2 separate regions of the Homo sapiens genome follow, and region 2 is linked to region 1. Evidence: chromatin contacts called from ENCODE Hi-C or POLR2A ChIA-PET data. All regions are on one chromosome and are shown on one strand. Each heading gives the region's core, a stretch centred on a gene start or an enhancer-like site at or near the end of the contact. The rest is flanking DNA. Distances are from core to core; before and after follow the strand shown. Region 1 holds the start of KMT2A (lysine methyltransferase 2A). Region 2 holds the start of HINFP (histone H4 transcription factor).

What was found. A loop is a pair of places that touch in the nucleus more often than their neighbours do. ChIA-PET counts read pairs that join two places held with the same protein, here RNA polymerase II (POLR2A). Pooled maps may share reads with other maps.
Region 2: a map of CD8-positive, alpha-beta T cell shows a loop between it and region 1 (25-fold over the local background). The contact joins the promoter of HINFP here to the promoter of KMT2A in region 1. A Hi-C loop is called at or near these places in 2 of 168 maps with a recorded cell type or tissue (CD8-positive, alpha-beta T cell and naive thymus-derived CD4-positive, alpha-beta T cell) and 6 of 50 pooled maps. POLR2A ChIA-PET finds 5 or more read pairs at or near these places in 2 of 52 experiments (A673 and naive thymus-derived CD8-positive, alpha-beta T cell).

The regions. Positions count from the first base shown.
Region 1 is chr11:118,434,168-118,439,463 of GRCh38, reverse strand. It overlaps KMT2A (lysine methyltransferase 2A), which reads right to left and starts at 2,972. Exons shown (of 36, transcript NM_001197104.2): 1 at 2,520-2,972. The coding sequence starts at 2,951. RefSeq lists enhancers at 1,006-2,003, 2,004-3,002, 3,664-3,803, 3,003-4,000 and a silencer at 2,874-3,353.
Region 2 is chr11:119,118,626-119,123,921 of GRCh38, reverse strand. HINFP (histone H4 transcription factor) reads right to left here and starts at 2,342. Exons shown (of 10, transcript NM_198971.3): 1 at 2,283-2,342. RefSeq lists a silencer at 2,329-2,608.

The DNA.
Region 1 (5,296 bases), core at 1,723-4,222:
ACCAGTCTCTTGAAAAACTATGATTGGAAGCTGTCAGCATAAAACTTTGCTTTTGAATATGTGATAATATTTGGAATGTGAATGCTTAGTCCTTCTATACAAAATAAATAAGCATACTGAACAAGAAGAAAATGCTTCTTAGGATCCCCTTAAAATGGACTAACTTCTCCTAATAGAGACTTTCTTATTAAACTCAAATATACATGGGGCTAAAATGCTACATATAACCAGGCAAGTCTCAATTTTGAAAATAAGCAGGTAAATGAAATGTCAGTTTTTTCTTTTTTTTCTTTTTTTTTTTTTTTGCTGCTGTATCTTTTAAAAAAGCAAAATCAACTCACATTTAAGCACCAACTCCATGCAAGTAACCTGAACGGTTCAGTCTTTTTGTCATGTATGTGGCCTTTGGTTCTCCAACTACATGGGATCTGTGTTGTTAGCTTAAAAAATACAGAATTGGCCTTTCAAAAAAAAATAATAATCTACAGCAACCAATAAATAGTCTCAAACAACCCTGCTGACTGCAGCTGCCTTCTGAAGGCTGGGAAAAGGAGGTGGAGATAGAGCAGAAAGAGGCAGGGAAAGGGGACGCTGCAGCTAGCTACATAGCAAGGAACACGCCCCCATCATGTCCTCCTTGCTCTGTCAGAAGGCGGGTTGTTGTCAGTCTCCTGATCAGGCTGCCTTAGAAACGATTAAAAAAAAGGAGGCAGGAAGACTAACAACTAAAAAATGCCAGCTCCTTGAAAGGAGGGGCCAGGGTCCTTGGGATCTCCTCCCTCCCCTTCTTCCCAGGATCTTTCCGTAAATCTAAAGGGGTGCGGGGCACAATAGGGGACAAGGGGTTTGCCCAGGATATTTTGTGTGCACCAACGGCAGAGCACGCAGGAAACGGCTGGTTGTTATCTTTCCCTTTCTGTTTCAATCAAGAGCACTCCAGAGCAGCAACCCCCTACCCCCCTTCGCTTCAGCCCCTAGCAGCTGCTCTTCCTCCTCCTAGCATCCCCCATGCCATCCTCCCCCCTCTACAATTCGAACTCCCCCCTTCTGCATCCAATGGAAAACAAATGCGCAACGCCACTGGCTGAACCTGAACTCAACTTCCCTTCCTTGGGCAACTTTCCTTTTTGCTGAAGGGGGCCGAATAATGTTTATAGAAGCAACTCCGTTCTTGCCCCAGTACTAATGGGGAAGGGGCAACGCTCTGACCCTTCATCCACCTTGGGTCCCCTTACAAGAATCAGAGACAACCCCAAGTCCTTTCTAAGGAATAACTTTGCTTGATAATCCTTTTTCTCCCATCCCAAAGCAACCACCGCCACCACACTAAAGTATAACTGTCCCTTATCTACTCTCCTCACCCCAACCTGGCTTCCCCCACCCCTTCCAAGCCCCAGGATTGGCCTAGGAAAAGGTGGATCAATAATGAAATGACGAGAAGAGAAGGGCGGGAGGGAGCTCGGGTTGGAGACTGCGTGCTCTCAGGCGCAGTGGGTGGGGTAGGAGAGCAGCTGCTTCCCCTGGGAGGATGCTGCCTCAGTCCCCCAACAAACACCTCCCCTCACAGGGGCCCCCTTCCCCAGAGCTGGAGGGAAAGCCTGCCTCCTCTCCAAGGGGAGTGGTGGAAAGCTGCTCTTCTCTAAGCCTAGGGGACAGTGGACTATTTTCCCCTCCAAGATGCCACTAATCCTTCATTCTAAAGGAGGGAAAGGGTGGAGTGAAGGTAGAGTAATTCCCGGCTACCAATAGGCTAGAAACTGTAGCCCTGTAAGACGGGGCGGGGGGGGGAAGAGACTGCTGTATGAGGAATCACCGTTATCTTCAGAGGGAAAGGAGGTGAGACCAGGCAAGGTGCAGAGGAGAGATTTTCCCCGGTGGGGTAGGGCGGGATGGGGGAGGATCGGTCTGCTTGGGGTGGGGGTAGAGGGTGGAGGTGAAGGAAGGGGGAGTGGCTGGCAGTATAGGGACCTGGCCCGGGGATGGCGCGAGGGTTCATCGGGTTTTCGAAAGCAAGGTGCTGGAAGGGACACGATCCCCAAGGGCCAGGAGAACGTGGCCCTGGATGAGGCCATCACCCGAGAGACGCCCGAGAGGAAAACTGCCCTAGGAGTAACACATCTGCCCAGAGAGGGAGGCGGGGATGTGGCGGGATCAGGTCTCTAGGAGGGAGGGAGGGAGGAATCTTGCTCGGATGAGGTAATCTGTGAAAGGGAGGAGGGGTTCAGTCCCGGGATGGGAAACCCCGGCGAGGGGGTCTGTGCCAAGGGATTTGGGGAAGGGTCAGGGGGAGGAGAGCGGGGGGCAAACGCCCTCAGCCAGATGGGCCCAAACCCCGGGGTGGGGGCGCCTGGGGGTCTGCAGCCCTGCATGGGGGTCCCAAGATGGGAGAGCCATTCGCCCCGGGTCAGGGACCCCGAGATGGTCCCAGAATTGGGATGCTCCTCAATCCCGGATGGGGGAGGGGAGGGGGCTCCGCAGAGGGTCGAGACCCCGGACCTGGGGGTTCCTCGCCCCCTTACCTCTCCGCTGCCGCCTCCCCCGCCGCTCTCCCCAAACACGGCCCGGAACCGGCGCAGGTTGGTGCCGATGGCGGCCGAGACCTGCAGCGCCGCGTCGAAGCCCGGGCCCACCCGGAGCAGGGCCGGCCCTGAAGAGGCTGAGGACGATGACGAAGACGAAGACGAGGCGGACGACGAGGAGGCTGCTGAGGCGGCGGCCGCTCCCCCTGGAACCCCAGCCCCGCTGCTTCCCGCCGCCGCCGCCGCGGCCGCCACAGCCGGGGGGGAGGGGGGCGCCCCGGGGCCGCCACCGCCGACCGGGGGCCCGGGGGGAAGCAGCAGGGCCGGGACGCGTTGCCGCGGGGCGCCCCCTAGGCCCCGGCGCCCCCCGCCGCCGCCGCCCCCGGTGGTCCCGGGTCGGGCGGGGAAGCGCCACCGACAGCTGTGCGCCATGTTCGCCCCGTGAAGTGAAGCAGCGAGAGGGAGAGGCGACAACACAGGGGGGCGGGGAGGCGGAGGGGGGGGCACGGGGCCCCGGAACCTGCCTAACCAGCTCTGCGCCGCCCGGCCGCCTGCACCCTGCCGGCCGCTATGCAGAGCGCCGGGCCGCGCCCGCCAGCCCCGCAATCTGTATAGCGGCCTCGGGCCTCCGCCTCTGACGCCTGGGCGCTGCAACTCCATCCCGAGGCCCGGGCCGCCGCCTCCTGCCCGCCCGCCGGCCCCGCAACCTGGATAACTGCATGCCCCGCCCTCCGGGAGAGGCATTGCTCGGGAAAAGGAGGGGGGAAGGAAGCCCGGGAGCCCGGAGCAGAGCGCGGGTTCCGGAGAGAGGGGGAGGGGGCGAGGACTACGCGGAGGATGGAGGCGTAGGGAGCCGGGCCGCCTGCAGCCTTGAGCGCCGAGAGGCCGATTACACACGTTCCCGGGACGCGCTGGGAATCGAACAGCCCGGGAGAGCAGCTTCCAGTATAACGCGGCGGCTGGGTCGGGGAGCAGTGAGCCTTCTCCTCCGCCCCAGGGCACGGATACAAGATGGGTTAGCCCGAATTGAACGCTTCTAGAATAAAAGAGCCCTTATTGTACTACATGCAAAACAGAAGCGCTGCCCAGTTTACTATATGCAAAACAGAAAGGCCCTCAATGAACGCACTTTAAAAAATAAAAAAGGAGCCCCTCCCATTTTCATGCTGGAGCTCTTTCCAAAAAGCACACACCGAGTGGCAGGTCTCCTGCCACCTCCTCGCTCTACTGTGCACTCGTCTGGCTTTCGTGCCCTTCTGCAGGGAGTTGGGTTGTGTTTCTCCAGCCCGGGCACTGAGGCCACGGCGTGCTCCGCTAACGACGCGGTGTTACAACGAAGCTGAAGCTGGGTGGCTAACGGGGCCTGGAGGGAAGAGGCGGGCAAAAGCGCCCCCGCCCCTTCTTCCTCCGGTCTCTGCCTGCCGCTGCATGCAAAGCAGACCCTAATGTATGCACGCAGAGGGAGGGGGGCTCGCGAGCACGTTTCTGATTAAGAGAGGGGGAGGAGGAGAGCGTTGGGCATTATGATACACTGGGTGGAAGGGGCCCGCCGGCGGCGAGCTCTGTGCGCGGGGTTAGTAAGCTGAGGGGGGAGGGGGAAAGAAGGAGGCGAGTTAGGGAGGGGAATGAATATCCACCGGGTTTACTTTATTGCGGGAAAGAGGGGAGGGCGCCTCGAGCATAGCGTTAGACGCCTGCAAGGCTGGGAAAGCCGAGAGGGTAGGGAGGGGTTTGTGTCGGGAGAACTTGCGTTGGCTGAGGCTGGGGGATCGATACACAGCCTGCAGGCCCCGGGGCAGCCTCCATCCCCCAAGCCGAGGGGGAGTTCGCTGGAAGGTCATGCAGCCTTCCTGGACTCCCGCACCGGTACAGCGCACTGCATGTAATATTACAGCCTGGGGCGGCGAATTTGGGAAGGAGGGAGAGGGTCGTTGTGAGCAGGTTGCACTCAGCTCTGGCCCTCCGGAGGGTGCACTTCACGCCTCCAGAGAAGGTCCACAGCCTCCTGGTGCTGAAAACCTACGTCCCTCCACTGGCGAAACATTTGTGCAGAGCGGACGATGGGATGGGGGCTGGAGAGGAGCAATGAAAGGGAGGAGACACAGGCAAGCCTCAACTCCCCCAACTCGTCCCGAATCGATCTTCGTTCCAACCGCGCAGGATGGGGCCCAGATGGTTTGCAAAGCGCACACTCGCACAACGCAATACACAGAACAAGATTCCGTTGTTACAGCGCGTGGTTTACTAGATGCTAAAAGGGTGGGAGTAGCAGGAGGGTCTTAAACGGCAGCCCCAAGGCTCTGCTAAGGACAGAGACACCCCATTGTGGACGGTTTCTCCATTGCAATATATTTAGCGTTGGGCGCTGGGGTTTTTGCTTCAGTGTAGCTGCTCTGATCAGTTACAGATTGGCGACCACGTGGATTCCCTCAAGCATCCTGATTTGTTCGTTCTCTCTCTCTCTCTCTCTCTTTCTCTCTCTCTCTCGTCTCTCTTATTTTTCTTTTGTATTTGCCGCCCCCCCTTCTTTAATATGCATAACGGTCTGCAGAGGTAATAGGCAGGGGACTGAATGACAGGCTTTATATAACTGTGTCAACAGATTTCTTCCCGCCTTCTACCCTTGAGAAAACATGAACCGGGTGGGTTCTGAGTAACCTCACTTCAAGCATTCTTCATTTAACACAGGTGGGAGGTCTGCAGGTTGCAAGGCAGCAGAAAGAAGGAAGAATGTCTTCGAATATTGTGTGGAGTCCCCAGACTCAAGCCTCTGAGCA
Region 2 (5,296 bases), core at 1,093-3,592, 690 kb before region 1:
CAAGGTCAGGAGATTGAGACCATCCTGGCCAAATACAAAAAATTAGCTAGGTATGGTGGCACACGCCTGTAGTCCCAGCTACTATGGAGGCTGAGGCAGGGGAATCACTTGAACCCGGGAGACAGAGGTTGCAGTGAGCCGAGATCGCACCATTGCACTCCAGCCTAGTGACAGAGCAAGATTCAATCTCAAAAAAAAAAAAAAAAAAAAAAAAACAGCCGATGTGGTAGCATGCACCTGCAGTCCCGCTACTTGGGAGGTTCAGGTGGGAGGAAGGCTTGAGCCCAGGAGGCAGAGGTTGCAAAGAGCCAAGATCACACCATTGTACTCCATCCTGGGCGGCAGACCCAGACCCTGTCAAAAAAAAAAAAAAGAAGAAAGAAATATTGAATATTGACTGCTTTTATAATGTTGTGGTAAGAAAAGTAGAAAAAAGCTTCAAAAGTCATAAAATCCCACACCTCCTCTGACTATTACAGTATGAAATGCAAGGCTCTTCTCAAAGTGGTCTCAATTTTACTTCTCCAGTTCTAGGTAGGGAAACGAACATCTATTGAGAAGCTACAGTGTGTCAGCCCTGTGGTGAGTCCTCTCTACACTTCATCTGATGTAAGAGCACCCTCATTCCAATCCAAAGATCATGCTCTTTCTCCCACATGATGCTGTTCTCTGGCTTCCTCACCCATACTTCATTCCCTCTTCCTCTGATTCAATCATCTTTGTCTCTGAATACTCTACATTCTCCTAAAACTCTCTGCCTACGCAAGTTCTTTTTTTTTTTTTTTTTTTTTTTGGAGATGGAGTCTTGCTCTGTCGCCCAGGCTGGAGTGCAGTGCTGTGATCTGGGCTCACTGCAACCTCCGCCTCCCAGGTTCAAGCGATTCTCGTGACTTAGCCTCCGAAGTATTATAGCTGGGACTATAAGCACGCACCACCACGCCCAGCTAATTTTTGTAGTATTAGTAGAGACGAGGTCTTGCCATGTTGGTCAGGCTGGTCCCAAACTCCTGACCTCAAGTGATCCGCCCGCCTCGGCCTCACAAAGTGCTGGGATTACAGGTGTGAGCCACCGCGACAGGCCTACCTATGCAACTTCTATTCGCCTTTCAAACCCCAAAGTCTTCTCTTTGATGACCCCCTTCCCAATTCATCCAGGTACAGCTGGCATATCCCATCTCTTGCCCACGGCATCCACACACATCTTTGCTATCAATGCAATGAAACTTGTTTCCCCTAGACTAGGAGTTTCTCAGGACAGTGGCCATCACTTATTCACTTCTCATTCTCAGATTCAGCACAGAGCTTTGCACACCCCAGGTACTCAATAAATATCAGGAGATAATCACATTCCGGGAAGCCTTCCTAAACTACCCCATCCCTGAATCTACTCTTGCTCCTTAGTTCTATGGCTGGCACAGCTGACACCATAAAACTTCAACCCTATTTTCATGTTGCCATGGTCGTTTTATGTGTTCTAGTCTCGTTTACCCAATTGGACTATAAGAAGCTTCTGAGCAGAAACCATATCACACCTGCCCGTGTCCCTACACTGTGCCGAGCACAAATATTCTAAACATACACCTGCTGTTAGACTGGTGGGTAAGTCCAAGGAGGCAAGCTAGCTGGCGATACAGAATGATCTGAAACCTAGGCAAAACTCCCTGACGCTCTCTGACTGTCCTCCTGTCTTCTTTAATTTCTCTTTCTGTGTCTCTTGTTTCTACTCTGAGGAGATAGGGGCATGATCTTCACTCTACCCTCTTAACACTTAAGAGGGCATATACTGTAACGCAAGACAATGAATGAACTGTGGTATTCAAGAAAAAAAGGGTCCTAAACGCCTAAGAACTCATAATTTGGCCAAAAAGATAAGACTGATACGTGAAGACAACGACCGAAACAAAGTACCCGATGAGGGAGACCAGGACAGAGAGACACCTCCGCGGTCAGGCGAAAAGGAAGTCTCCCCTAAGCAGTGGGGCCCGCACCACGCCTCGAAGGACAGGTAGAATTTGGACAGAAGGAAGGAGACCGTCCCGTTGGGCAAAACCTCTCCACTCGCAGTCCCGCAGGCTTCCCGGAATCCTTCACGCTAAGGCGTGGCGGCGACCGAGTCTCAGCCGCAGCGAAGCCCCTAGACTAGAAAGCAGGGAGGTTCCAGTCGGGGTGAGGGGACCGGACCAGGGCAGACCAGCGTGGCCAAGCGGCAAGAATACTCGCCGAGGTGGCTCGGGAAGAGCTTGGCCTCCTGCAGCCCCTGCAGAGCACATACCCCAGCTTACCGTCTGTCGGCTCCAGGTCTCTTCAGCTCTTCTCCCACCTCAGACCATCTCCGGAGAGGCGCTTGAGGGACGGTCAAGGAAAGCCAATCGTCGTTCTCGGATCCGACTGACAGCCAATGGTAGCTGTGTCTGGCGGAACCCGTGCGCACCAAAACACGGAAGGGGCGGGAACAGTGGGTGGGGCTAGGCGTCCCGGGCGGACAGAGGGGCGACAGGATACGTGCAAAAGGTAGCACGTGACCGCGCCTCGCTGCTCAGGGCAACGCAAAGGCGGGGAGCCTATGGGCCTGAGTTCCCCTAACTGCGCAGGCTCGGCCTCCGGGACCCAACGGGCATGCGCAGGGCTCGCGCCTGGTGCGCAGTGGGGTCTCCCTCACGTGGTTCTTCGCTTTAGTTGGCTGGTTGCGTGGGCCTCGCGGAGAAAAAGGCGTGGGATGCTGCCCAGCGCTGTCGGCCCCGCTCGGCTCAGATTGAAGGTTCTACCCTTTCCTTCAGCCTCTTAGTCTTATTATGTTTTAAATGTTGGTATTATATGTTTCTCTTTCCCCCCAAAACTCGGCTTCCCTTCATCCACTCGTTCAGGTCAGAAAGCTGGCAGTCATCACTGATTCCTCTCACTTCTCACATCCAATCCATTGCCAAGTTCTGTGGATTCTACCTCCTTTTAAAACAGGATATTTCAAATTTATCCCCTTTTGTTTATCTTCACCGCCTCCCCCACCTCCCCTGTCCAGTGATGACCTCCAGGCAGGATTTATACATTAGTCTAATGGGTCCCGCTGCGTGCACACTTGCTTCCTTCCAAAGCATTCTCCACTTTGCAAAAAGCAGACCTGATCAAGTTACCATCTGCTTCAGACAATTCAAAGGCATTCTATTGCTTTCAGGGCAAAGCTCCAAAACCATACTGAGGTTTTCTAGACCCTTCAGCATCTGGGCTCTCCCTGTCTACTTTTTTTTAGTCCTTCTCGACCATATTTCTTGCTCTCCAGTCGCAAATTTCTTTCACCTTTTCCACCACACCAAGCCACCTTTTACCTCTCAAGCCTTGAACTTGTTTTCTTTACCTGGAATAATCCCTTTCTCCTCCTCCCACATTTATTTGACTGACTCCTACTAATTTTTATGGTCTCAGTGTAGATGCTTCTTTTTCCAAAAAGTCTTCCTGATAGTCCTTTCTTGTATTTAACAATACAGCTCAGTCACATTGTATTTGTCTGTTTACTCTCAGTCTGCATTCTTCACTAGACTAGTTCTTCACCTTTATAACTCCATCAGTGGGCCGGGTGTCGTGGCTCACGCCTGTGATCCCAGCACTTTGGGAGGCCGAGGCGAGTGGATCACATGAGGTCAGGAGCTCAAGACCAGCCTGGCCAACATGGGGAAACCCCGTCTCTACTAAAAATACAAAAACTAGCTGGGCATCGTGGCGGGCGCCTATAATCTCAGCTACTCGGGAGGCTGAGGCAGGAGAATCGCTTGAACCCAGGAGGCACAGGTTGCAGTGAGCTGAGATGGCACCACTGCACACCAGCCTGGGCAACAGAGCAAGACTCTGTCTCAAAACAAAACAAAAAACAAAATAAAACAAAAAACCCATCACTCACTTAGCCCAGTGGCTGAAACTCAGTAAGGGTTCAAGACATACTTGTTAAATAATATACCTTAATAAAGTTGGTTAAGACTGATATTTTATTGCATTGTAGTTTTCTGTATCTTCTAATCTAAAAATAAACCTATATAATTTGTACAATCAGAAAACACATTAAATGTTCAATATATATAAAATAAAATTTAAAATGCCATTAAGATAGTAAAGTCATACTTGTGCATAAATTTTGGTTTTAACAACAGTGAGTTATAACTTGGTCCCTATTTTAAAATAGGGTTTTGCAGGGCGCGGTGGCTCATGCCTGTAATCCCAGCACTTTGGGAGGCCGAGGCGGGCGGATCATGAGGTCAGGAATTCGAAACCAGCCTGGCCAACATGGCGAAACCCCATCTCTACAAAAAATACAAAAATTAGCCAGGTGTGGTGGTGGGTGCCTGTAGTGCCAGCTACTCAGGAGGCTGAGGCAGGAAAATCGCTTGAACCTGAGAGGCAGAGGTTGCAGTGAGCCAAGATCACTCCACTGCACTCCAGCCCGGGCAACAGAGAGAGACTCTGTCTCAAAAAAAAAAAAAAAGCGTTTTAAAAAATGTAATTCAAAAGTAACAAAATATATCTTACCAACTTTATTCATTCAAAAATGCATATAGTAGTACTTCATGAAATGCCATCCTCATTTTAATTCAGATTTACACCACTGAAAATAGCTTTTAGCTTTATTTAGCAATTTTATGAAGAAAAAGTTCATTCACAGAGCTGTGTAAACTCAAACATAGGTTACAGAGCAAAAATTTCAGGATTGCTCTGGGATCCATATATATGTTTCCAAAATTTAAAGCAGTGTCATTCTGTCTAGCATAGTTTACTTCTATCTCAATCTGCTTCTCTTGAAAACAAGCCACAATTTTGGCTGGGTAATTCAGACATATCCTGAGATTTGTTCTTTAAAAGCTGCCACAAAAACTGAAAGCATAATTCATACTCATTAAAAGCTGTGGATCCCTTCTGAAAGTGTGAAATGGATTAAGTTGATGAAAATATGTTTCGTATTTTTTTCATTCATTTAAAAATTCCCTATTTTTGAAACGTGATCAGGCTCTTCTTCACTAAAATATGTGATTCCATGGAACTCTGGGCAGCTCAGTACTGGAAGCTCAATACAGATTCCAGTTACCATCTACTCATTCCCCAGGTCCTGTAGAACTCTGAATACCTGTTCTCCCATCAACAAAAGTTTCTTGTGCAATCACAAGTTCACTGTGTTTGGTTGTCGTGTCATACTGGTAGAAAAACTGTTCCTCTGTGAACCACTAAGAGTTACATTTCTTAGACTGGGGAAACAGCTTGAAAAATCTCTTTGAATTTTCATGACTTAGAATTGAACATTTCACTACATAAAAATCAA